Regions from separate parts of the Mus musculus genome. Here all the other regions are linked to region 3. Evidence: chromatin loops called from intact Hi-C (ENCODE). Cell type or tissue: heart. All regions are shown on one strand. Region 1 has its middle 33 kb from the start of Gm39465. Region 2 has its middle 7.2 kb from the start of Snrk. Region 3 overlaps Gm39465 (a long non-coding RNA gene).

The links. Hi-C counts contacts between places; a loop is a spot of excess contacts. Peaks named below come from ENCODE experiments on the same cell type or tissue, not always from the same donor. Only the 100,000 strongest peaks of a DNase experiment are listed, where the experiment ranks them.
Region 1: a loop joins it to region 3, with 6 times the contacts of the local background. A loop is called at or near these places in 8 of 42 quality-filtered maps.
Region 2: a loop joins it to region 3, with 4 times the contacts of the local background. A loop is called at or near these places in 15 of 42 quality-filtered maps.

What each region holds. Positions count from the first base shown.
Region 1 is chr9:122,080,242-122,088,241 of GRCm38, forward strand. No RefSeq gene overlaps it. Among named protein-coding and RNA genes, the nearest start is that of Gm39465, 33 kb to the left of the region's middle. In heart, a CTCF peak has its summit at 1,071 (motif pointing right); DNase peaks (open chromatin) are centred at 3,660, 4,080 and 5,000; H3K27ac peaks cover 655 bases.
Region 2 is chr9:122,106,078-122,114,077 of GRCm38, forward strand. No RefSeq gene overlaps it. Among named protein-coding and RNA genes, the nearest start is that of Snrk, 7.2 kb to the right of the region's middle. In heart, no CTCF peak of the experiment used is centred here; DNase peaks (open chromatin) are centred at 2,154, 3,974 and 5,044; H3K27me3 peaks cover 393 bases.
Region 3 is chr9:122,025,455-122,033,454 of GRCm38, forward strand. It overlaps Gm39465 (a long non-coding RNA gene), which reads right to left. Exons shown (of 2, transcript XR_871391.2): 2 at 4,055-5,107. Among named protein-coding and RNA genes, the nearest start is that of Gm39464, 18 kb to the right of the region's middle. In heart, a CTCF peak has its summit at 3,409; DNase peaks (open chromatin) are centred at 1,727, 2,227, 3,097, 6,817 and 2 weaker places; H3K27ac peaks cover 3,792 bases.

The DNA.
Region 1 (8,000 bases), 55 kb after region 3:
TCCCACATTGGTCTCAGGGTTCTAGGTATGTATAAATAGCTGCACCCTGATTCTACCCAAATGAATGTTTCAGCCTTCATTTTATAAGCACTGCCCTGCTAGACTCGGGCCCACAGATCTTGTCCAAGGACATCTTCAGCAGTATCTCTTTGGTGAGGGCATTTGCAGCCCAGATATCTGAAAATCTTACCAATGGGGTTCCCCCATCCTGCTGCCCCATAGACAGTTGTTAAATATCTGCTTTTATGTCTTTCCAAGTTAGGGTGGATTTCATGCAGATAAATGCTTAGCTCTACTACTCTTGGCCTTGGAAAAAGAAATTTCTGATCTTAGCAAAATAGGTTTACGTTCCCAGTTGTTTTGTGTTTCTTTTTCCTTGAACAATCTTTGCTCCCCTCTTAGTCATCGGATCTCTCACTGGCCATCCTTACCCCAACAAAGCCGAACAGAGGAAATTTATTGACCCTTCTCTGCATTGAAATTTACCTGGACAGTGTTCCACCCTCCGGGGATATTTTACTTCTTTTAGAGAAGTGTATATTTTAAATGGAGCTTTCAGTGTGTTTGTTTTAAGGTATGAAACCCAGAAATGTCAGTCATTCCAGCAAAGCTAGCAAATATTTAGGGAACCATGGAACCAATGGTTAAATCTTTAGAAAGTTTCTTTTTTATTTCAATAAAGAACTACAAAATGCTGGAGCTACTTAAGTAGTTTGGCATTTCTAGAAAGTGTTAGCCATAGAGTTATCACGTGACTGTCCTTCATATACAACCCAGGAGAACTGGAGCCAGCATCTACACAAAAACACACACATAACTGCTCACGTCAGCACTATCCATAAAGAGTCACAGAGTATACACAACCGGAATGACCATCAACTGAGCAAGCAAACGGAGCTCATCCACTCAATGCAATGCCACCCCAAAGGAAAGGGGCTAGTGGTACATACGATGAACCTTGAACATATTATGCTAAGTGAAAGAAGCCAGACAAAAAAAGCCAATATTTTCAGATTTAATTTGGATGAAATATCCAGAATGCCTAAATGCACAGTGACAGAAAGCAGATGAGTAGCCACCAGGGGCTGGTATGACAGGAAATCGGGGTGACTGCTGACGAGCCTGGGGCTTCCTCTGGGGAGTGATGGCAACACCACTCTGAATACAATGGAAAATCAAGAATCATGTTCCTGAAATTCACTGTGTGAATGTACAAGGAAGCTTGAATAGAAAAAAAAAGTAAGCATTGACCTTAGAAATGGCTCAGCAGGTAAAGGACACACACCACACACTCACATGCACACACTTCATACACACATGCACACACATGCACACAACACACTCACTCACACACATACCATACATGTACTCACACATGCACACACACACCACACAAACTCACACATACACACACACACCACATACTCACACATGTACACACACAAGCCTGGTGATCTAAGGTCAATCCCGAACCCATGTTAAGGTAGAAGGAGAAGCTGACTCCATACGGTGTCCTTTGACCTCATATGTGCTGTGGCATATGCTGACACACACACACACACACACACACACACACACACACACATACACACACACACACACAAATAATTGTAGTAATAATAACACATTTTAAACTTAAAAATTAAATTAAAAATACATATCTACTAAATATATATTAAATACTATATTTTTATTACTATCAATATAAACAACTTAACTATGTTAAAAATAATAAATAAGGACCAGGTGATGGTGACACATTCCTTTGATCCCAGCAATTGGGAGACAAAGGCAAGTAGATCTCTGTGAGTTTGAGGTCAGCCTGGTCTACATTGCAAGTTCTAGGGCAGCCATGGCAACATGGTGAAACCCTGTCCCAAAACAACAATAGTAATAATAAGAAAATTTAAAATTTCCCCTAACTTTGGTTGCATTATGGTTTGACAAATCAGCTGTAAAATGATAATTTACTTTGTGTCGTTTTGGCACATTAATTTCAAACCAATGAGTGAATGAAGTGTTCTACTTAGTCTCCTGAAATAAAAATACGTATTTCAATGTGTGATCACAGACAGGCCAACTTTGATTAGATCCTGATTTTGAACATATTGAATATCAAAAGGCACATGGAAAAGTTGAACAAAACCTACAGTTAGCATCACATTAAGACCCAGAGATCTGCAGGCATGTTCCCTAAGGTTACTTCTTTTCAATATTGTGCTAGAAGTCTTATCTGAGGCAATAAAACACGAAAAGGAAGTATAAATGTTGGGGCTGTGAGATGAATCAGCAGTGAAGGTGCTTGCAGCCAAGCCTAGATTACCAGAGTTTGATCCTTGGGACCAGCATCATGAAATGAGAATAGTGACTCCCACAAGTTGTTCTCTGTCCTTTGTATCTGTGCCACAGCACATGCAGGCCCACACAAATACACACATGCAAATGAATGTGATAAAACATTTAAAGGATACACAGATTTAAAAGGGGAGAAAAAAAATCCCCTATCTTTGTTTAACAACAATGATAAAGACAGTTATTACCCATACAGCAGAGTCTGGAATAATGAACTAAAAATGGATCTAAATAAGTCGGAAGAGGTGATCACCCAGAACTCAGGCACACCAGCTTCGCAAACAAAACTGCATTCTAGCAAGGCATGACTTAAGCGAAGTGGGGAAGAGGTCAGGTTCTACTGAAGGACATACTAGCCCTGATCACACAAATGCGCCTGCCAAAGATTCCAGGAATGGTGGACAATATCCTTACCATGTACCTGAGCTAACCAGGACAAAACAAAACAAAAAATCTGTGCTGGGACCAAATTTGGAATCTCCAATGCCAAGGAAAGCTAACTGACTGGGTTGTGCTAGGCCCTAGCGGCTAGGGGGAAGCTGCATTTGGTCCTAGCAGAGAGCGCTGGCCCTTACACCGACCTCCTCAGACTTCTAGCACACATTTGTTGTTGTTTTGGTTTTTTTCCCCACATGGTAAGACATGCCTTGTTAAAATGCCGAGTTTTGGTTTTGAGACAGGATTTCGTGTATCCAGGCTTGCTTCTAACTGGTCATGTAGCCAATGAAGAATGACCTTGAACTTCTGACCCTCCCAGCTCTATACCTCCTGAGTGCTAGTGTTATGGGTATATGCTACCATGCCTGGTTTACACAGTGCTGGGGATAGACAGAGGGCACTGTGCACAATAAGCAAGCACTATACCAACTGAGTTACATGTCCAGCCCACCATTATTTTCTACACAAACTGTTTGCTGAGATAGAAAGAGTTCTGTTCTAAGGTCTTTAGAAAAACCTGAATTTGAGACTCTCTGTTGACCAGTGGACTCCTAGTCCTGACTCAAAAATTTGAAATAAATGGAGACAGTTTTGAAACCTTCACCAAAGACTTCTCTCTCACAAGAGGAGGTGGTCTCCAGAGTCCCTAGATACAGCATAGATCATGCTTCTGATCTATCCATCATAACCCCCTTGGCCCAGTCCATTTTATACTGCCCCCTTGGTCATAAGACCCACAGAGCTTTGAATTGTATTTAGAGTCCCCTGGCCCATGATTCAAGACCTCACACGGACCAATGCCTCCAACTCCAGTTCTCTTCAGTTATTAATACAGAGCCCCTCCCTCTGCCATGCCTTGATGGCGTAAAGAAAGCCACAAAATGGACACAGGACAGCCTGTAGTCTTGGACACCCCATGAAGCCTTTCTTCTACCCCCATAATAAGAGTAATAAAAACTGTGGGTTTTATTTGCCTTGCGGGGATGTTGTGAAGATCAAAAGAAAGTATGTCTATCCGAGCCTGGGGTTTGCTGTCAAGCCCAGCACAAATGTTCTTTATTATGATCTACTGTCACATAATTTCATTTCTAGTCTTACATGGCATCTTTAGGGATTCTTCAATGGGCAATTCTTCTTGTTTCCTCATCCAATGAAAGAAGGATTGATACAACATGTTTCTAAGCAGAAGGGGAGGGATGTGTCCTTAGATCCTCTCACAAGATGCTTGTGTAAGGACAGTGTGTAAACTTGCACGGAATGTAGATTCCAGATTCCATTCCCACTTGGGCTGTTGGCAGGAAATCTGGTTCCTGCTCACGTGAGAACTGCTGACTTTAGATTTTCAGTGGCTTTGATTTTTCTATTGGTCTGCCAGCCTCCCTCCCTTCCTTCCTCCCTCCCATCCTGGTGTCACAGAATGATCGAATGCTTGGCCCACGAGGCTGTCAGGCTCTGTGTACTCAGAGAAGTTAACACAAGTAAGCAGATTTTGAAGGGACTCTAGAAACCTAGAGGAAACACTTTATCCACTCTACTGGAATTTTGAACCAAAATATTTCCAGTTTTCCTTTTGCCCTGTGGACGTTATGTAATACTCTCTCCAGATTCAAATGCCAACTAAACTATCAAGGCAAAAAGAAGCTCAGTCTTGGGTCTTTCATAGAATGTAGCCTGGAACCCTGAACAATCACATATTTGATGATACAGAAGTCATCTTGGGAGAACCGATAACAGTGGCAAAGCATAAAGAACTCCTTTTGAGACTGTTACAATAGTGAGGCATGTTGGCACAGACGTGGAATCCCAGAACTCGGGAGGGTGAATCAGAAGGATCATAAGTTCAAGGCCAGCCTGGGTGACATAATGAGACCCTATATTTAAAAACAATAAAATAAAAAAAAAAAGCAGACTATGAGGCTGAGGTGGGTAGGATCATCACCCACAATCATAAGGACTTGCGTTTGAATCTTCAGAACTGACACAAAAAGACATTTTTATCTTCATGACAGACTAGGGTACCCTTCCCCTTGGGTAACAACACACCCTGTTAGAAAGTGCAAACTGACCAGTTTCTGCAGTAGGAAATGGAACCAAACCACCCCAGTTCTTGATTCCAGGCTGGGATGTTTTTGTTCTTTGTATCTGACAGGATGTGTTTAGAAGAAGAGATTTCCCTGGCCACTGGTGCTCAGAGAAAGAAAGTGCCCGAAGAAGAATGAGGGGAAGCAGAGTCTGTGTGCGTCTCGTGGTAAACAGGGAGACCGGAAGCATTCATCTGGAACACAGTCAGAAACAAAAAGCAAACAAAACCCTTCGTGCTGCAGAGACAGAGAGCCAAGACTTGCCCTTGAGATGGAAAGCTCTCTGCTGAGCTTTGCTAGATGACAGACGTGAGGGGAGGCAGACTGAATGGGAACACAGGGAAAGTGGGAATAGTTAAAACAGCCAGAGACAGAGAGAGAGAGAGAGAGAGAGAGAGAGAGAGAGAGAGAGAGAGAGAGAGACAGAGAGAGACAGAGAGAGACAGAGAGAGACAGAGACAGACAGACAGACAGACAGACAGAGAGAACCCCAGGTTGTGTTGTTGGGAGGGCTCTAAGTTTAAAATTCAGTCCACAGCCTCTCACAGTTGCTTTCCGTGGAGTTCTGGCACTAGACTTGGGCCCTGGCAGCATCTTAGGTGACCCTGAGTATAATAGCATGGGAAGAAACCTACCATATGTTTCAAGACCTATGAATGTTTCATAATCGAGTCATAGTGAGGAGGAGAGATTGGGCTGCACTCTGGGCATTAATGTAATTCACCTAGTGGAAAATTATGGAAGCATATTTCATATAATTAGGGTCAAGAATGGATTTGGTGTAATGGAAGCGAAATGCCCTGAGCACAAAGCCAGTTCAGCTGGCTTGATTTCTAGTCTGGAGAACAGCAAAGCCTGGCAATAATTAATCAAGCAAGAGGAAGTGGTGCAGACCAAGGACAAGTAACTGGGAAACTCCAGCAAGCACAATAGAAGGAGCCCATCAAAGACAGTGATGCATTGTGGGTAAGAGCTTGTTTCAGAAGCATCTTGAGAAGTTCTAGGAATGTTAATTTAAGTGTGCAATAAGGTAGGGAAGTAAAGTGTTCTTATCTTATCAATGGGGGGGGGGGCATGCTGGGAGCTATACCTCCTTGAGCCTCACCAAGGTCCCTAGGATGAAGTGACCTGGTATAAAAGGTTTAAAAGTAGACAAGAGGGAGAGAAAGAAGCAACCAAAGTTATTAAACATAGCTGATGAGCAAAACCAGGGGTTGCAGCTTAGAACAGATGTTTCCCTTCAGGATGAGAGAAAGTTGGGGCAAGAGGAGGAAGAGGAGAAGGAAGAAGAAGAGGACGGAGAAGGAGAAGGAGAAGGAGAGGAGAAGGAGAAGAAGGAGGAAGAAGAAGAAGAAAGAAGAAGAAGAGGAGGAGGAGGAAGAGGAAGAAGAGGAAGAAGAAGAAGGTCATTTTTAGCCTAAGAGCCACCAAGCTGTGTGCAAGAAACAGGACAGCAATGGACCCTCAAACTAGCTTCAATAGCTTCAATTAACTCCTGAACCCCAATCTGCCAGAGTGATGGGCTCTCAGTGTGAAGTCTGAGGTTCAAGAGTGGTAACTGACAGCTGGTGGATGCCCTGGAGCCAGATCCAAGGGCACAGGTGGCCTCTGTTGCACTTGCTTTGTGTTCTCCTTGTCTGATCCCACCAGATCCTGTGAGGATATGAGCAATGGGACTGGTCTCAGCCACATTCCCAGGCTGTATCAGCAGGTAACACACCAGATCTTACATAGACAACAGACAAAATGTATGGGTGGATGGAGACCAGGCGACCGAGTGTAAGAACAGCCCACATCACAGTGACTGAGAATCGGTTACTCTCCTACGACCTGGATGTAAGCAAGCCAGTGCAAACACAATGGCTTCATGATGACCTTCTCTCACCAGTTCTAAGACACTGTGACTAACTCAGCATGGCTCTGCTCAGCTCTTTCTTGATTCTCTTTCCTTACCCGTTTCCCCTGATGGCTGCATCTTGCAAGAGCATTCGGGAGGCAGTCTTAGAACCTGGTCTTGATTTGTTAAACAACCACCTCCCTAAGCGCACCGAGGGTCTTCGGTTAGTGGAAGTGTCTCTAACACTTTCTGTACTCTATGTGCTCAAAGTTACCAAACACTCAAAGTTTCAAAACATGCTAATCTGGGCTGCTGAGTTGGCTCAGTGGGTAAAAGTGCTTGCGGCAGAGACTGACAAGCTGAGTTTGGTTCCTGAGACCAGATTCATAGTGTCCTCTCACCTCCATACATGCACTGTGGTATACCACAGTGTGCATGCACATATTCACAGTAGAGTACTGGCCCCAGTGAGCAATGACAGATCACATGACTAGCAGAAGTTGGGCACTTAGAAAGCCGGTGAAGCCCACACCAAGTGGCCTAGCACCATCAGGACTCAGTCATAACTGCTAGAGCCCCAATTTTCTGTCTGAACCCTTGCATAGTTCTTGTAAACACCCTCTGTTCGTTTGCCTGCGTTGGGAGTCTTTGCTCATTGCTGCTGCTGGTGCTGAATGCCTTGCAGAGGCGAGTTCTGAATAAATACCCTCTGCTTGCTTCTCTTTGTCCGTCCTAGCAAAAGACTCACTGAGCTGAACATTTAAGAACTGTGTTCTTTATACTGATTGTTCTGTATATCTTATTGATTAGATAGTCTTAAATAAAGGGAAAATAACAGTCAAGGCCAGGGAAAGAAATTCAAAGTACATGGTAAAATTTTTTGAAAGCGCACCAAGTCTGGACAAGCAGCATAAAAGCTAAAAGGCTCTCCTTCAGAAAACGTGTCCTTTATTTTCTGACAATGCTGTGAACTCTGTGCTGTAAAAGAAGAATAAAGACATTGTATAACCTGAACTCCAGGGCTCTGTCCCAGCCCCTAATATCCACATGATGTCAAGAGAAAAAGATGAAGGTACCGCTGATCAAGTACTCCATCTTTACTTTATGCTCTATTTTCTTCCTCTGCACTTACCCTTGAGTGATACTTCTGTAGCTACGATCTCCCAGAGACCACCAAAGCATGGCAGACCTGTCTTTTATCCTCTGAGCCAGCTCCCAGAAGCCCCTGGAGCACCACAAGGCATATTCTTTAGGTCTGTGCCCTGGTCTGTAAAGAGTACTTGCAAATTAAA
Region 2 (8,000 bases), 81 kb after region 3:
AGCAAACAGCCAAAGGTGTTTGGGAAAGGCTCACCACTTTTCTGGTGGCAACACACTCTAACCAAATTAATTAACAGATAGAACTTTAAAATATCACCTGACCTATATACGCTGCTTCTTATGTCCTCTCCTGACAAGGAGGATACTAGCTGGGAATGTGATGGCTACAGAGCAGGCACGAGGCATGGAAGTTCAGAAGGGAATTTGGGGACCATTCTCTTACATCCACACCCCACTTCAAATCCTCCTACAGATCTATAGTATATAGCATATATGGTATTTTTTTAATTATCTCCTTTTGGACCTTAATGTCAATGTTATTTTAATGCATTTATGCCTCTATATCTCCTGTCTTCAAGTTTTCCTACCTTCTAGACAGTCTCAGAGGAACACTGGGACAGGAGCTCACTTGTGCTCTACGAGTAACTAGGAGTCACAAGAAGCAATCAGTTTCCTTCTCTCCACCCTAGTTTCCCTTCCTCATGTCTAATGGCACAATGACTTCTTTCCCACCTGTCTGCGTCTATGATGCTGGTCTGTTAAGTTTGAACATATGTATGGAGCTGTGGACTCTGTGCTTTGCACAGTGAAGAAAGGTGTAAGGTGCAGAGGTAATAAGATACGCAGGATCCTGCCTGTGATGGTTGCTCCAGACTGTCACTTTGAGGGGCTTTTACTTCCAGTCATGTCTGTGAGGGAATTTCCATGAAGTTTATCCTAAAAAGGAACACACACCCTGGGTGCGAATGGCACCGTCCCATGGTCTGAGGAGACAGGGAAAGCCCTGAGCACCAGCATCCTCTTCTTGAGGTTTTCAGACTGCATACACGAGTGAGCAGCCGTCTCACCACCATGACTGCCACGGAGGACTATCTCCTTAAACCATGATCCAGAGAAAACCTTTCCTTCTTCAAGTTGCTCTGGTCAGGTATCTGTCATAGGGACAGGATAAGTGATACTCCTCCCTCACGAAGTCCGTCTGCTGCTGCCTATGCATGCCTTTCAGAGCCAACTACTGAGGTGTCAGTCAAAGGCAGTGCATATGGTACGTGCGCTTGCTTATGTGGACACTTCCTTCTCCATCTCTAATTAAAAGCCTTTAAAGTTCTGCACTGTGTGTTGACACTTATGACAAGTTGGCATCAGTCGGACTGTAATCTAGTAGACGCTGAGAGTTGTCATGCCTCGGTGCTTAGTATCATGGGGTAGCTGGCTCTGAGCCTTGAGTACAGCCTTAAGTCCATGAGTCCCATGATCTCCCAGTGGCCTTGTAGCTGGGACAGGTACTGTAAATATTCATAAAATGGCAGTTGTAGCCGAACAGGTGCTATCCCACCAAACTAACAAGGCGTGACTGCTGAAGTCTGTGGAGAAGGTAGTTTTTACCACAGTACTGGTTAGAATCCTTCAGCCTGGGTATATAATTATGGGTTTATAAACAGCACAGTCCACATTCACTTAGGCTGGTGACACACCTTCCTCCCTTAGTTTACATCAGAAACAGAAAGCATGGGAAGCTCTGGATTGGGACATTTGATTGATTTGGTTTTCTGTGGGTTTAGACAGAGCTCAGAGCACATAAACGAGAAAGAAGCTCTGTTTCTGTCCGGTTAGGTTTTAACATGGTCTGTCCCTTCTCTCTGGTCTGAGCCCACCCCAAGTGCTCTGTTACCTTGAATAGCTGAGAGCCTAGTGCCGAGAATGTGCCGAGTTGTCACGAATAATCTGGCCCTCCACCCTTTGCATAGTGAGCTCTAATAACTAGCACCAGGTCCAGGCAACGGGACCTTTTTGGGAGAGGCTGAAGATTAGGATCGGAGTTTAGTCACCCTCTGGTGAGTCAGGTTCCCATGTACTCTAAGGTGGCAAGCGTTAGCCAAAGAAGGCTTGGCTTCCAGTCTTTGTTCCTCTTGCTTCTATCCTTCCTCCCAGCATTCCTGACTTTTTTTTATGATTTATTGTTTACTCTTATTTATATGTCTGTCTGTGTGTGAGGAGTGTTGCTGCCCTTGGAAACCAGAGGTGTCAGACCATCCTGGGGATGGAGTCACAGGCTGTTGTAACCTGACTGGTGCTGGCACTAGGGAACAAACTTCAGTCCTCTACAAGAGTAGTGAGTGCTTTTAGACTTCCCCCTCCAGCCCTCTCCTGGGTTTTAAGGCAGGGGAGGGAGGCTGAGGGGAGGAACTAGCCAGTTGCTCATTCCAGAAAAGGCAGCTTCTTGATGAAAGGAAGCTGAAGAGGGAGGCTGGGTCTGGCCACAGAACGCAGGCCTTCTTTCCTACCAGACCCTCCAATCGCTTTTGGAAGACTATTGCATTATCTCCCCCTTAGCATAACACCTTTAAGTTAACACCTGTGGACATGACTCTTTTCTTAACAAGTAGTGTGGTCGAAAGTTGGAGGTCAGAACTACTGGATTTTTGAACTTCAAAATTATTCAACAACTCAGTCCATTCTCTAAAATGTGTTTAATTCACTGTTACCAAGTGCAAGGCACCAGGACTATAGAGGTGATGTCTGGCAGTTCCTACCCTGGTGAGGAGTTCACAGGCTATAGAGTAAGTTGAGGGCCTACCATAAAAGTTCCCTGGAGGAGCTGTGGCAGCTGGCTTGCAGTGTGTTTTGAGGACAGAGGGTACAAAGGAGGTCACTACCCCAGATGGAGAGTCATAGCTGTGATTCTGAAGGTTAAGACCCAAAGGAAACTAAAACCTAAGCAACCAAGGTAAGAGACAGACGAGGTGAGTTTCCATCACTGTGGTCTTTGCCATTCATGGATTTCAGAAAACAGGTCCTTCCTGGGGGCAGATGATGTGTAGCTTGGCTTGAGTGATCAACTTAGCTCAGAGAAAGCCAAGGTGGGGTTGAAGTGAGGGGAGCATTAAAAAGGGGGTACACTCAGGGCTGGGAGAGGAAGGATGTCCCCATAAGAAAAGGCTCCCTGACTCTGGCAGGAGATGCACAGGCAGTGGGTATGGAAGTAGGAGATGCTTCAGCAAGTTTTTGTTTAGGACCAGAAATTTCATCGGGGGGGGGGGGGGGGGGCTCTGCACTCCTTGGATATAAGACATATTGACTTGGGTTGTTTTTTTTTAATCCATTCCCCAGTTTTCTCTGTTTCTGGATTTGACTCATCCCCTCTGGTGTAATTTAACTTGCTCTTCTCATTCTGTAAACTAGATTTGATTCTTGGTTAGAAAATGGCATGTAGATACTGTGGGCTTTGATAATATCCCACTTTAGGGGATAGGAAAACAAACAAAACTCAGAAAAAAAAAAAACCAACAATGCAGGTTTAGCCTGATCTAAGTTTTCTGGACAGTTCTGTAAGTTTTACCCAGTAGCTGGTGAGAGTTAATGACTAGGCTGCCATTTCAGGAGGTATTGCAAAGTGCTGGCTTTCTAATCTGTCATTCCTTCTGTCTTTAGTACCTGAAGTTCTCCTATAAAAAATTTTCCTATGTGTGTGTATATGTGTACATGTGTGTGTGTGCATGTGTGTGTCTGTGTGCGTGTGTGTGTCTCCGTGTGAATGTGTGTGTGTCTCCATGTGCATGTATGTGTGTACAAACTGTTTCCTGTTTCCTTTTTGGTCAACAGAATTTCCTTTACATCACTTGCCTGTCTTTCTGATCTGGCCATAGTCATCTGATATTTCCCTTGCATTTAGGGACAAAGAGTACCCATGTCATCTTCCTGATGCAAGACTGAGACCTGGAACAGCCTGGCAGTGCCTCCTTCCTGCTTACCCATGGCACATGGCAGCTCCTGTGCGTGCGTTGGTCAGCGTTGTTTTCAGCTATAGCTCAACACAACAGACAGAGTTTCCCACTTAGACTCAGAAAGTCTGGAGCAGGCAGCTGTCAGCATTTGTCCGGCAGCTCGTGAGGACCAGGGCCAGCACCACTTTGACTCTCCCAGCCTCTCTCAGTTTCAGGAGAGTAGCCCCAGTTCCAGGCAGTATGCCCACAGCCAGGGAGGAAGGAAAAGGGAAGGCCAGAGCCAGCAGCAGCTGTCCTTTTGTATGAGAAAAACAAAAGCTATTCCCAAACCCACTGCCCTGGCCCACAGCTGGATTCCACCTCGATATGCAGGCCAGGAAAAAAAAAAAAGTTGGGAAAGTGAGCAATTAATTATTCTGGTACCACAGCCCAGGAAGACAGGGGAGTTAGTGTTGGTGGTAAATGTAGGGCTACTATTTCTGGGAGGTTGCTCTTAAATCCTGAATCAGCTTTCCTTATTCTGATTTTGCTGGTTGTTAATTTTACACATCCTAATGCTTCTGGTTCTGAAGTAGGCAGGGTAGAAAGAACTGCTGGGGTTTGGGAGGTGGCTCAGTCAGTAAAGTGCTTGCCCTCCAAGTATGGCGGTGAGCTCACTCCTCAGTGCTCGTGTAAAAGACGCCAGATGAGGCGTCTTGTAACCGCAGTCATCTGAAGGCAGAGACTGTCAGATTATTGGGGCTTCTTGGTCAGACCTCCTAGACTATTTCTCACGTTTCAGACCAGTAAGGGATCCTGCCTAAATATCAAGGCAAATGGGACCTGAAGTCCTCTGGCTTCAGCCTGCACACACTTGTATGCATACCTGCACGCGCATGTGTACTGGCATGTACAGTCATGAACTAGAAATGAGTAAAGCTGTATTTGCAAGGTTGCCCTTAGGAAATGAGTCTAAATGTTTCAACACTTGTGCCCAGATGGTTCAGCTCAGTTCTGCTCACTCATCAGATGCCAACTCCAACCACTGGCTCTGCATCCACAGGCATCCTGTCACCTCCTGTCAGTCACGAGAAAGACCAGTCTCGCTTTCGTCAAGACAGATACTTCCTTGGAGCTGCAGTGAGCCCTCAGGATGACAGAACATCTAACGATCATGGATTCAACAAGGGTTGCCCAAACATCACACCATTAGCCTTCCTTCCCTCGAATCTGGTTATTAGAGTACACATGGGGGGCCCATGGCTCCAGCTGGCTAGGTAGTAGAGGATTACCTTATCGGGCACCACTGAGAGGGGAGCCCCTTGGTCCTGTGGAGGCTCAATGACCCAGGGTAGGGTAATGTTGGGGTGTGGGTGCTGAGGCAGGAGTGGGTTGGCAGGTGGGGGAGCACCTTCATAGAGACAGGGGGAACGGAGAGGGGATAGGGGGTTTGTGGAGGGGAAACTGGGAAGAGGGATAACATTTGAAAAGTCAGGGTCTCATTAGCTCAGGATGGCATCGAATTCACTATGTAGCCTTAGAGTTGTTGATCCTCCTGACCATGCCTCCTAGGTGCTGAGATTATAGGCATGTACCACCATGCCCACCTATGTTATATATTGATTTTATATTGTTGAATAATAAATTTCCAGACTTAGCAGTGTAAAAACAGATATTTGATGTTTTTGTCTCACCGGGCTGACTGGGCTCTGAGGCTCCAGAAAGAATTTGTTTCCAAACTCATTCCAGTTGTTGAAAAAAAAAAAATTGGTTCCTCTCAGCTGCAGGAATGATATCATGTGCCCTGGCTCTTGGCTAGTGACCACATAGAGACCTTCCGCTGGTCCCTTCTATGTGGCTCTTCCATCTGTAGAGCAGTGCTACACAAAATTCTTCTTGTGTTTAGGGTTTCTCCTTCTACCTACAAATCAGAGGCTTTCTATGTTTTCTCCCCTCTGTTGGAAGAGGAGCTCAGGATTACAGGAGGTCTGTCATATAATTTCTTTCTCCACATTATGCAATCATAGGAGTGCCATATCATGTAAACATCTAAACAGATAGTTTAGAAGGAAGGAATGGATTATCAGTGTTAGACCCTCAAACAAATTCAGTTATTATTAAAAAAAAATCAAGATCACCAAAGCATGTTCTCTGAGAAAGAATAACAAAATTCTAGGGAAGAAATGACTGAAAAAAAAAATCTCAAACATTGGGAAATAAGCAACAGACTTTTGAATAAGCCATGGGTCCTAAGAAGATCACACAGAAAAGTAGAAGTTCGTTGAAAGTACTAGATGCAGAACCATTGCCCCTCAAAATGTGGGGGTTGTGGCTAAGTAAAATGTCAAGGTAAATGTAGCCTTTAATGACCAACTCAGAAAAGAAAGGTCCCAGAAGAAAGCAAATTGAACCTCTGACAGATGATAGATGATAATAACCAGAAAGGAGATTGATAAGAACATAAAAAAAATAGGACAAAGCAATAAAAAGCAAAAGTTGGTTCCTGGAAAACAAAATTAAAAATCTTAGCTAACGAGTAAGTGGTGTTGCCATCCACCCAGCAGAGGTGAAGAGACTTGCTAAGAGATGGCTTTAAGAACAAATTAGACATCTTAAGTGAAGATAGCTTATATTCTCAGAAACAGACAAACCATCTAAGTTAATTTGAGGAGAAACAGAAAGTCAGAACAGAGTAACTGAAGAAATTGAATTACTAATTAGAAGTTTCCCATAAGGAAACATCTGTGCCCTGGCTTTACTGGTGAAGATGAAGATTTGTCAAAAAAAAAATTGAAGAAATAGTGACAAATGTTAACAAGCTTTCTCAGAAAAAGCAGAAGAGACACAAACTTACTGATTGTCTGCGACCAGAGCCATTGGAGGACAGCATGTGAAAACAAGCAAACCATTCCTTATAAAGCATCGAAAGTCGAATCTAGCAACATCTAGACAGGATCAGGCTGGATTTATCCAAGGAGCACAAGATTCATTTAGCATTTCAAAATTAATGCTACACACCAAAAATAAAAGACAAAGACCATATGGCTGTGTGAATATACACAGAAAAATCATTTGACAAAATTCAATATTCATTCATGGTAGTACTCATAACAAACTTTGAAATTTCTCAACCAGATAAGAAGCGTCTGTAGAAAGGGCATCACCCTTGATTGTGAAAAGTCCTCCCTTTCCCAGCTCAACATTGTGCTGGGAGTTATAGCTAGCCAGTTAAGGAAGCAAAAGAAACAAAGCCATCTGGATTGGAAACGAGAAAATGTCTTTAAGTGATATGTGTAGAGGTTTTGCAGGTCCAGAGAACTCCCAAATCAGACTGGAGTAGGGTAGCAGTGGTTATCCCAGATAGCAGTGGGTTTCCCAGAGACTGGACTTTGAAGCTGAGTATGGATTTAGAAGTATGAAAGGGTTGGAAGCAGAGGAAGGAGTAGAGAGAACAGAAAGGCAAAGGTGAGGTGGTGTAAAACAGCAGTTCTCTTTCTGAGAAGTGGGGAAGCTGAAGGCACACAGAGATTACAGTGAACACCAGGGGGTGTATAAGCTTTCACCGAGGCTGAGGTGGAGGATTGTGAGTTCAAGGCCAACCTAACACAGTGTGAAGATGCTATGGGATGTATATAAACATGAGGAGGGGACAGAGACAGACACACAAAGAGACATAGAGACAGAGAAGAAAGTCTAGATGAAGGCAGGGGTCAGGACATAACAGGTTTTAGTATACTATTTATATAGTTTATATAAGTTTTGAACAAATGATTATTTGCTATGGGATTATAATGTGCATATAATTTTGAGGAGCATAAATCAAAGTTTGTATATATATTTTAATTTATTTTATTCACTGTTGCTCTCTTTAGACACATTTGATGACCGGAAGAGGGCATCAAATCCCACTAAAGATGGTTATGAGCCACCATGTGGTTCCTGGGACTTGAGGACCTTTAGAAGAACAGTCAGTGCTTTTAACTGCAGAGCCATCTCTCTAGTCCTAAAGTTTGTATATTTTGACAACACCATGTTGTGTTGTTTTTATACTATTATACTAATTTTATACTATTAGTGTATACTATAATAAATAGATTAGAACTTAGATCATTCCATTCCCAAATAAAAGACACAAAACCTTTATATTTATATTAAGCCTTCAAGCACTAGAGTTGGGCAGATATCAACCCTCTGTGCTATTTTGTTACTTCCCTGTCAATAATCCCAAGGTATCACTTGCCATGCTCTGCCTGAGCTGCTCTTTCTCCAACAGGCTAACCCTCATGGCCATGTGCT
Region 3 (8,000 bases):
AAGAGAGACAAACCCCACAGTGTCAGTGACATAAAAAATGTCCAGCACGGGACATTTTCATCTGTGTGTGAAGGATGAACCTCTGCATGTAGCATGGGGTCCCTCCCACCCTGCCAGCCACCCGCATCTCCCTCTACTTTATGTCTTAAGTTTTAAGTCAGCAAAGGGATGGGTTTTGATATGATTATTTCATGCGTTCATGTCAGTAGGCTTTGCCTTTGTTAACCTTCCCCTCAGCCCTCTCTCCCCATACTCCTCTCAGCAGCTCTGGCGCCAGCATCCCAGCAAGCCATATGCTTGTTACCCTCCCTCACTCCCTCTCCCCCCATCCATGTTCATGGTCCTCTTTCTAGTTTCACGACCTACACATACACGCACACGTGGGGAATGGATGGATGGACAGACGGATGTAAGTCTGTGTGAGAAGCACATGGTATTTGTCTTCCTGTGTCTGGCTTATATTACTTAGCATGATCATGTGTGGCTCCACCCATCTTCAACGTTTATAGCTGAGTATGATGGTGCCTATGTGCCGTGCCTGCTTTATTAGCCCATCTGTTGATGGCCATCCAGGCTGACAAACATGCAGCCTCTCTGCTGGGTGCTGACTTGAATTCCTGTGGGTCTGCACCTGGGGTGGTTTGGCTGGGTCACATGGTTGTTTGGCAGGGTCAAATAGTTGTTCTCGTTTTCATTCATCTTGGGAGGCATCTCTGCACTGATCTCCACAGTGGTTGTAAAATGCTCTAGGTCCGGTCAGCTGACTTGTAGGGTCCACAGGCCTCCTTATCCCGGGACTTCTGGCAAGTTATTGCCAGTAGGGCCTGTGCTTCAGAACCTGAGGTCTAGAAGAGAGACAAGGCTGGTGGGCTCCCTGGGCCCTCTGCTGTGCAGCAGCAGGTCCTCAGCCCTCCCCCTCGCTGCTCCCTGGCTCCATGTGGTCCTCATTCAGTGATTGCTCCTCCCCTCTTCCTCCCCTGGCTAACAATCCCTTCATGCCCTGGGCTGTCCTGCTTCAGCTGCTAGTAGGGTCTTCCCAGACCCCTGAGGACACATGAGGAACACTGTGCTCAACCTTTGTGTATCTGAGGGAGGGGGCAAAACAGAACACATGTTTGAATTTACATAAAGAAATACCACAAGGGGATATGGAAATTAAATCACTACTCATTGTAGGAGGACCATGAGAGAAAGTGTGTGTGTGTCTTTGTATGTCAGTGTGTATGTCTGTGAGTATGTGTGTCTGTGAGTGTGTCTGTGTATGTGTGTGTTTCTGTATATGTATATCTCTGTGTGTGTGTGTATGTGTCTGTGGTGTGCATGTCTATGTGTGTCTGTAAGTGTGTCTCTGTATTTGTGTATGACTGTGTGTATGTGTGCATATTTGTGTGTCTGTGTGTCTGTTTCTCTCTCTCTCTCTTTCTCTCTCTCTCTCTGTGTGTGTGTGTGTGTGTGTGTGTGTGTGTGTGTGAAGAACCAGCCAGAAGGGTGCAAGGAATGACTGCTTTTTTGACCATATGAATTATTATCTAGCAAGCAGAATTAAACAGAGAGAGCCTGCTCTGTCCTCATTATTAGAGACCAGACTGACATTTTCCAGACTTGACTGAGGAAGCTCTCAATTTTCAGCCAGAAAAAGCCAGAGTGGTGCAGGAAATGGGCTGCTCCAAGTTGGCTCCTGGAGGGAAGGCCACAGCCAGTGGCCATCTGCTCCTCCCCCACCCCCTGCACTCCCAGTGTGGTAGACCAGGTGCCAGGGAAGATGCAGGACTAGGTTACATAATAAAACAAGCCCAACCATCTTAGAGCAGGGAGACACAGAGATGCCCCAGTCACGCTCAGGGGCTGTCTGACATTTGCTATTGGAAGCTTTCAAAAGGTCCAGCAAGATCTGTGCCCCTGACTTGCCCTGCCATTAGCCCTAGGCATACAGCCGGCTTCTAGAGCATACCGCCCCTCCCCACCTGCATACACTGTTACTGTGTCCCATGGGTGTGGAGGAAGGGCAGTAAGCAGGACTAGGACTCAGTCCTACAATAGGAGAGGTGTCTCCAGACATGTGGGTCCTAATCCTCACACACACACACACACACACACACAACCTTGACCTTTTCCTTTCTCATGGGCTTTGTGAAACAGTCAGCGGAACTGTCCAGGCACAGAACTGGCAGTTCACCAACTGCATGTTCACCCCTGTTTACTACTCAGAGTTATCCTTAGGGGCCTGGAGAGGCCAGATACCATTATTGCCTTCCAGCCAGCATGCAGCTTGGGGAATGACTTACACAGGGCTAAATGTGAATCGTGAGTGGAGTGGAATCCAGATCTCTGGATCCTGGTGCAGCCCTGCACCCTCTCCAGGGACAGGAGAGAAGGAGGGAGACTGCATGTTCTGCACGTAGCCTAACCCCAGGATGCCCTCTTCCTTTGGCTTATGCTTGCTGAGGACAGGAACAGCAGTAGACACACAGATTGTCTAACCAGTCACTTGGGCAATAATGTGACTTAAGTTCAAGGCAGAAGTCTCCTTTCATGGACCTGACTGGTGTTGCCCAGGTGGCTACTGTTAGTTCACGTTGGGGGCTAAGTATAGCTCATGGCACCCTAAGCCAGCTCCTGGTTTGAGTGTACACTTGGGTGTTTCTGGCCTAGGGACAGATGTTGGGCTCAAGCTGTCTCAAAATATCTCTGAGCTACTGTTTCTAGACAAATGTCACCAGCTGAGACCATGGTCCAGCCAGCACTTCTTAGGTATGTAGACACAAATACTCTGGAGAGACGGGGCTTGTCCGACTCACAAGGAGATCTCTAAGCTGTGGGGATGATGCCTGAGGTAAAGGCTGTGGAAAGACAAGGGGACTCACGTCCTTCAGATGTTGGCTTTGGGGAGAGCTCACCTGCATCTCTGTTTATTGCCCAGTCACCTTGCCAGAGCCTTTCATGTCCTGATGCTAGGGTAATGGCCTGCTATCTGCCCAGAAAGTTTATGGCTGAGCTGGAATGTGAACTTGTGTCTAGCTGGATCCCAAGGGTGGCTACTTTCCAGAACATTCCCACAGATGCAAATGGGGGTGGGGTGAGAGACAAGCTCAGAAGCATAGAGGAAAAGGAGAGGCGGAGGCTCAGGAAATCCTGACCATGTACACGTACTATCTGCACGGACTCAAAGCTATTTTAAGGCCAAGGCCAGGATGTAGCCCAGAACGGGTCTGACGTTTGCTTTTGTTGTTGGCTTTTAAAACACTTTTCATTCGTTCGTGTGTGTGTGTGTGTGTGTGTGTGTATACATGAATGCACCCAAATGTAGAGGCCAGAGATCAGCCTTACGGATCTTCAATCATGCTCCACCTTATTTTTTGAGACAGGGTGTCTCATTGAACCTGGAGTTCGCTGGTTCCATGGACAGGTGGCAGCTAAGTCCTCTGGATCCTCTTGTCTCCACCTTTCCGTGGCACTATGATGATATAGTACTGATTCAGCACCCAGCTTTCTACGTGGATGTTGGCAATCCAAACTCAGGGCCTTATGCTGACGCAGCAGGTCCTCTTCTGATGAGCCATCCCCACGGCCCATAAAATACACTTTTCCTCATCCATCAGAGCCCTGGTGAAAATGGTATCCTCCTAAATAAAGGCTTTGACAAAACAAACAAGCAAACAAACAAACAACACCTCAGGTACAGGAACAAACACATTTCAGGCCTGGTGGCCAGAAGCCTCCTGTCCTGAGAGTCACAATGTTCCTGCTCACCTGCTGCTTCCTTTTAATGTGCAGGCTGGAGAAAGTTCCAGACAGAGGGGGAGGCCAAGCAGGTGAAGAAGGAAGGTAGGCACAGCAGAAGTCGGTATAATAAGGACCTACAGAGTTGGTAGATCTGATATGACTCCTCCTTAAATCCTGTAGGCCCCTTCTGCAAGGTGAAATTCATGGAAGGTTCTGGAACCCTGTGTGTACTTTGGAACATGAGACTTCCAACTCCAAATCCCTTTAAGGAAGTCCCACCCTCAGAAGCAGATCTGAGAATGCCCACAGACTACAATGTCACTCTTGGCTCTGCCATGTTGGAAAACCCGAGACAAATGGTTTAATATTTCTCTGTGTTTGTTTTCTAATCAAAAAAGAATGTGATAATATAGGCTACCCTGTAGGGCTGTGGAGGGTGTAAAGAGACACGTGTTAGTGACTGATGGCAGTCCTGAGGCACGTAGACAACCAAGGGCTCCTCACTGAAGTTTTCAGACAAAACACCGAGGCTGAGAGGGGTCTTTGCCCAAGATGGCCGACTTGGGGACGAGGAATTTGAATTCTTCCTGGGCCTGACTCTGAAGTACACCGTCAGAGCCGTTCATTCTGCACTTTGTTCCTGAAGTGCATCAGACCCAAATCCTTATCCTCATACATTCTGGGCAGTTTGGTAATGAAAGCACAATCTTGGCAGGACCTGGGGCACTGGCCCATGCTCACTCAGGACACCAGAGGATGGGTGCTTCATGTTACTCATAAGCCCAGCTGATGGCCTGTGGGAGTAGCCAGAGCACTGAAAAGCAGAGAAAGACAGAAGAGAGGACTTGGGGTCCAGGGCCTGGCAGGAAGGGACTCGTTCCAGCAGAGAAATGTCTGTAGCTTTGTCGTGGCCTTTGAGTTATTTTCCAGGAAAGCATGCCCTCGATACGGTGGTGGGTGGACGGGAGGCACAGGGGAAGAACACCTGCTCAGGTGCCTGAGATCCCATTTTTATCTCCAACGTAACCCTAAGAAAGGATAATGAATATGTATTTCCAAGTCTTCCCTATAACTCATTCCGTGTCCTCCTCTCTGTGACCCACAGCTAGGAGCTAGCATGCACTCCATGGGTTCCTGTTTCCTTCTGGCTTTCGAGTCTGTCCACACAGATGTTAGTCTGTCCAACTCTCTCATTATCTTCAGAAAGACAACAGGAGCCAGGAATCTTCTTTTGGTCCTTAGCAAGCTTGCTTTTGCTTCTGACAGGACCTCACTGTTACCTCTGCCCCAGATGGGGACTGGGGATCGCTGCACAGTGGGTCAACTCCGGAGTAAGGTCAGCAGGTGCTCTTGAAAGGTGGTGGGCACCAGCCATGCACATGACCTAAATGCAGAGCAGGTCTGCTTTGAGATAGGCATGAGTTAGACTTCTCCATATGTTCTCATATCTTCTAGGTGTATCTTTCCAAGGTCTCCTTGGAACAGACTCCTGCCCTCAACTGAGACCAAGATGGAGACTCCAGGGAGGTGGCCAGAGCCCATCAGTATTGATGGGCCAAACAAGCCCATTCTTAAGGAATTTCCCATCACTTCCACCCAGAGCAGAAGGAAAACCAACTCTGGCCATCAGAGGAGTGAAGGGGGGTAATAGTAAACAGGAGGGGAAAGAAGCTGCTGCTTCTGTTGCCATGGAAACATTGGAGCAAGGGAGAGGGGGGTCGAAGGAAGGTGCAAACAGAGCTTGCCATTGGCTCCTCTAGGCCAGTGTTGCCGAACCCAGACTGCCTGTTAGAGACACTGGGGAGCTTTGTGAAAACAGACTCCCAGGCCCCATCCTCCACCTTTGCTTCGGCTGCTTTGTAAAATCTCTAAAGTCGGACATAGAGAGAGATAGCTCTGTTTGTAAGGTGCGTGCTCACTCATCATGTAAGTATGAGGGCCTGAATCCCATCCTGAGGAGACACATGAAAAGCTGAGCACTTTGAAACCCCAGCACTGGGGAAGCAGAGACAAGCGAGTGCTTGAGGCTCACTGGCTGGCTAGCCTAGGCTGCTTGTTGAGTTCCAGGCCAGTGAGAGATCCTGTCTCAAAGAAGAGGTGGCGGTGTCTGAGGAAAGACACTTGAAGCTGTCCTTTGGCTCCCATATGCATAAACATATATGCACACATGCATCCACATACATGTGCACTCACACACACACACAATCCATTCAAAGGCTCATTTCAACATGTACGTCAATTTACCAGAGAGCCTTCGAAAATGCAGTTTCTAATTCAACAATCCCAGGACCACATGTAGGAATATGCATTAATAACTGATTTCCCATGATGCCTCTGGCTCCAGAGACATATTTTGAGAAGCTAGATGTTAAGCTGTACAATTCAACATCTGAGATATAATCAAGAGAGCTGAGGCACAGAGCTAGGAAAACCTAGGGCGGCCATGGCATTTGAGAAATGGCTAGACGGAGCTCCTCCACACTGTCTCCTCAACCCTGGTGTACAAGTGGGCATAGTCACTTCTTACACACAATAGTCTATGTCTGGCCAATGAGGTGCTCAGGTTCATGACCACTGTCACAGTTAAAGAAGACCTGCACTTTCTGAATGATTAGCCACAGGTTCTGATGGAGTCCAGGAAAATTATTTGGACTCTATAGCACTCACAGGATGAAACAGCCCCCTACCTCTGAGGCCTCCCACCTGTACCAGCCAGGATCTGAGTAGACCTAAGGAAGGAAGAAAGCAGACATTTATCCCAGAATGGCAGAGGAAGACACCAGACCCCAGTGGCATGTAGCCTCCCTGTGACCTAAGCTCGGTTGCAGAGTCATGAGCCACCAAAAGCTCACAGCTCTCATCTCAGACAAGATAATTCCCTAGAAGCTGCAGTTACACTCAGTTCTGGGCCTGTAGGTGCTGCTGTTCCTAGAGCATGAGTCCCCTCTCTCCTGAGGTGAGGTCATGTGGAGTCAAGGTGATTAGTCCAGTTCAAATGACCTTTCATCGTGTGGGTCAGGTGCCAACCATGGGCAAGGCTTCTTTGGGTGACCTTTCACCCACCTAGCTAGTGTCCTCCGAGTACACAGCCAGGCCAGGCAGGCAGCACAGTGGCAGGTCTGGTCACACCCCAGGATCTGGCTCTGGTAAAGCCTTGGCAGTCACAGCAATATTCCAGGCAAACTGAGGAGCAGGTGGCTTCGTTCACCTGGTGTGGGGCTCAGTGGTCCCTGCCAAGTCCCACTGGTCCCTCACCACCTATCCTGGGCTGTACTAAGGAGACTGTTGGTCCTTTGTTAGGTCCCTAGGAATCACCCTATTGACAAAGACTCAAGACACGGAGGAAGAGGCTATGGGGTGGGATTTTTCAGACCTGTCAAACTTGTGGCATTTGTTTGCCACAGACCCTGGAGGAAGTCCCTGCAAACAGCCAAGCCAACACCTAGATGCTGAAAACAAACTGAAACATGACTGTAGAGCCTTTCATGTGTATCTTAACTCCACATATTTGGGGTCTCCAGCCCCAGGGAGAAGAGTATGCCAAGCTACAGTACTCTGACCCATGACAGGTCATGGAGGACCCAGCTGTGGTGCTAGCAGGCAGAGAGCCAGTCCCCAGAGAGTCACCACACTGTATTCTGTCCTTGTTCAGAAAGAGCTGTCCCCATTTATGTCTTAAACTCCCAGAAATCTGTCCTAGGACAAATCCCCAGGGGATGCTTACGCTTGGAGACCATCCTGTCACCAAGCAGGTAAGCAGAACCGATTTGGGGGAATGACATGAAGGTAAGACTGTGGCTTTGGAGCCACACTGTCTGGGCACACATCTTGACCACACCCTTGTCAAGGTGAAGTGACCTTCATCTTGGTATCGCTTAACTTCACCGTGCTTCAGTTTCCCTGTGGGAGGAATAAAAATAGCAGGTCCTAGGATGGTTGTGAGGATCAATGGATTGATGCAATGGAAATCCTTAAAACAGGCCCTTCCCGCCGGGCGTGGTGGCGCACACCTTTAATCCCAGCACTTGGGAGGCAGAGGCAGGCAGATTTCTGAGTTCAAGGCCAGCCTGGTCTACAAAGTGAGTTCCAGGACAGACAGGGCTATACAGAGAAACCCTGTCTCAAAAAAACAAAAAACAAAAAAACAAAAAAACAAAAAAACAAAAAAACAAAAAAACAAACCAAACAACAACAAAAAAACAGGCCCTTCCCATTGTCACCCCACCTCACGTCAGAGGAGACCCCACTTCTCCAAGACACCACTCCACCCTTCCTGG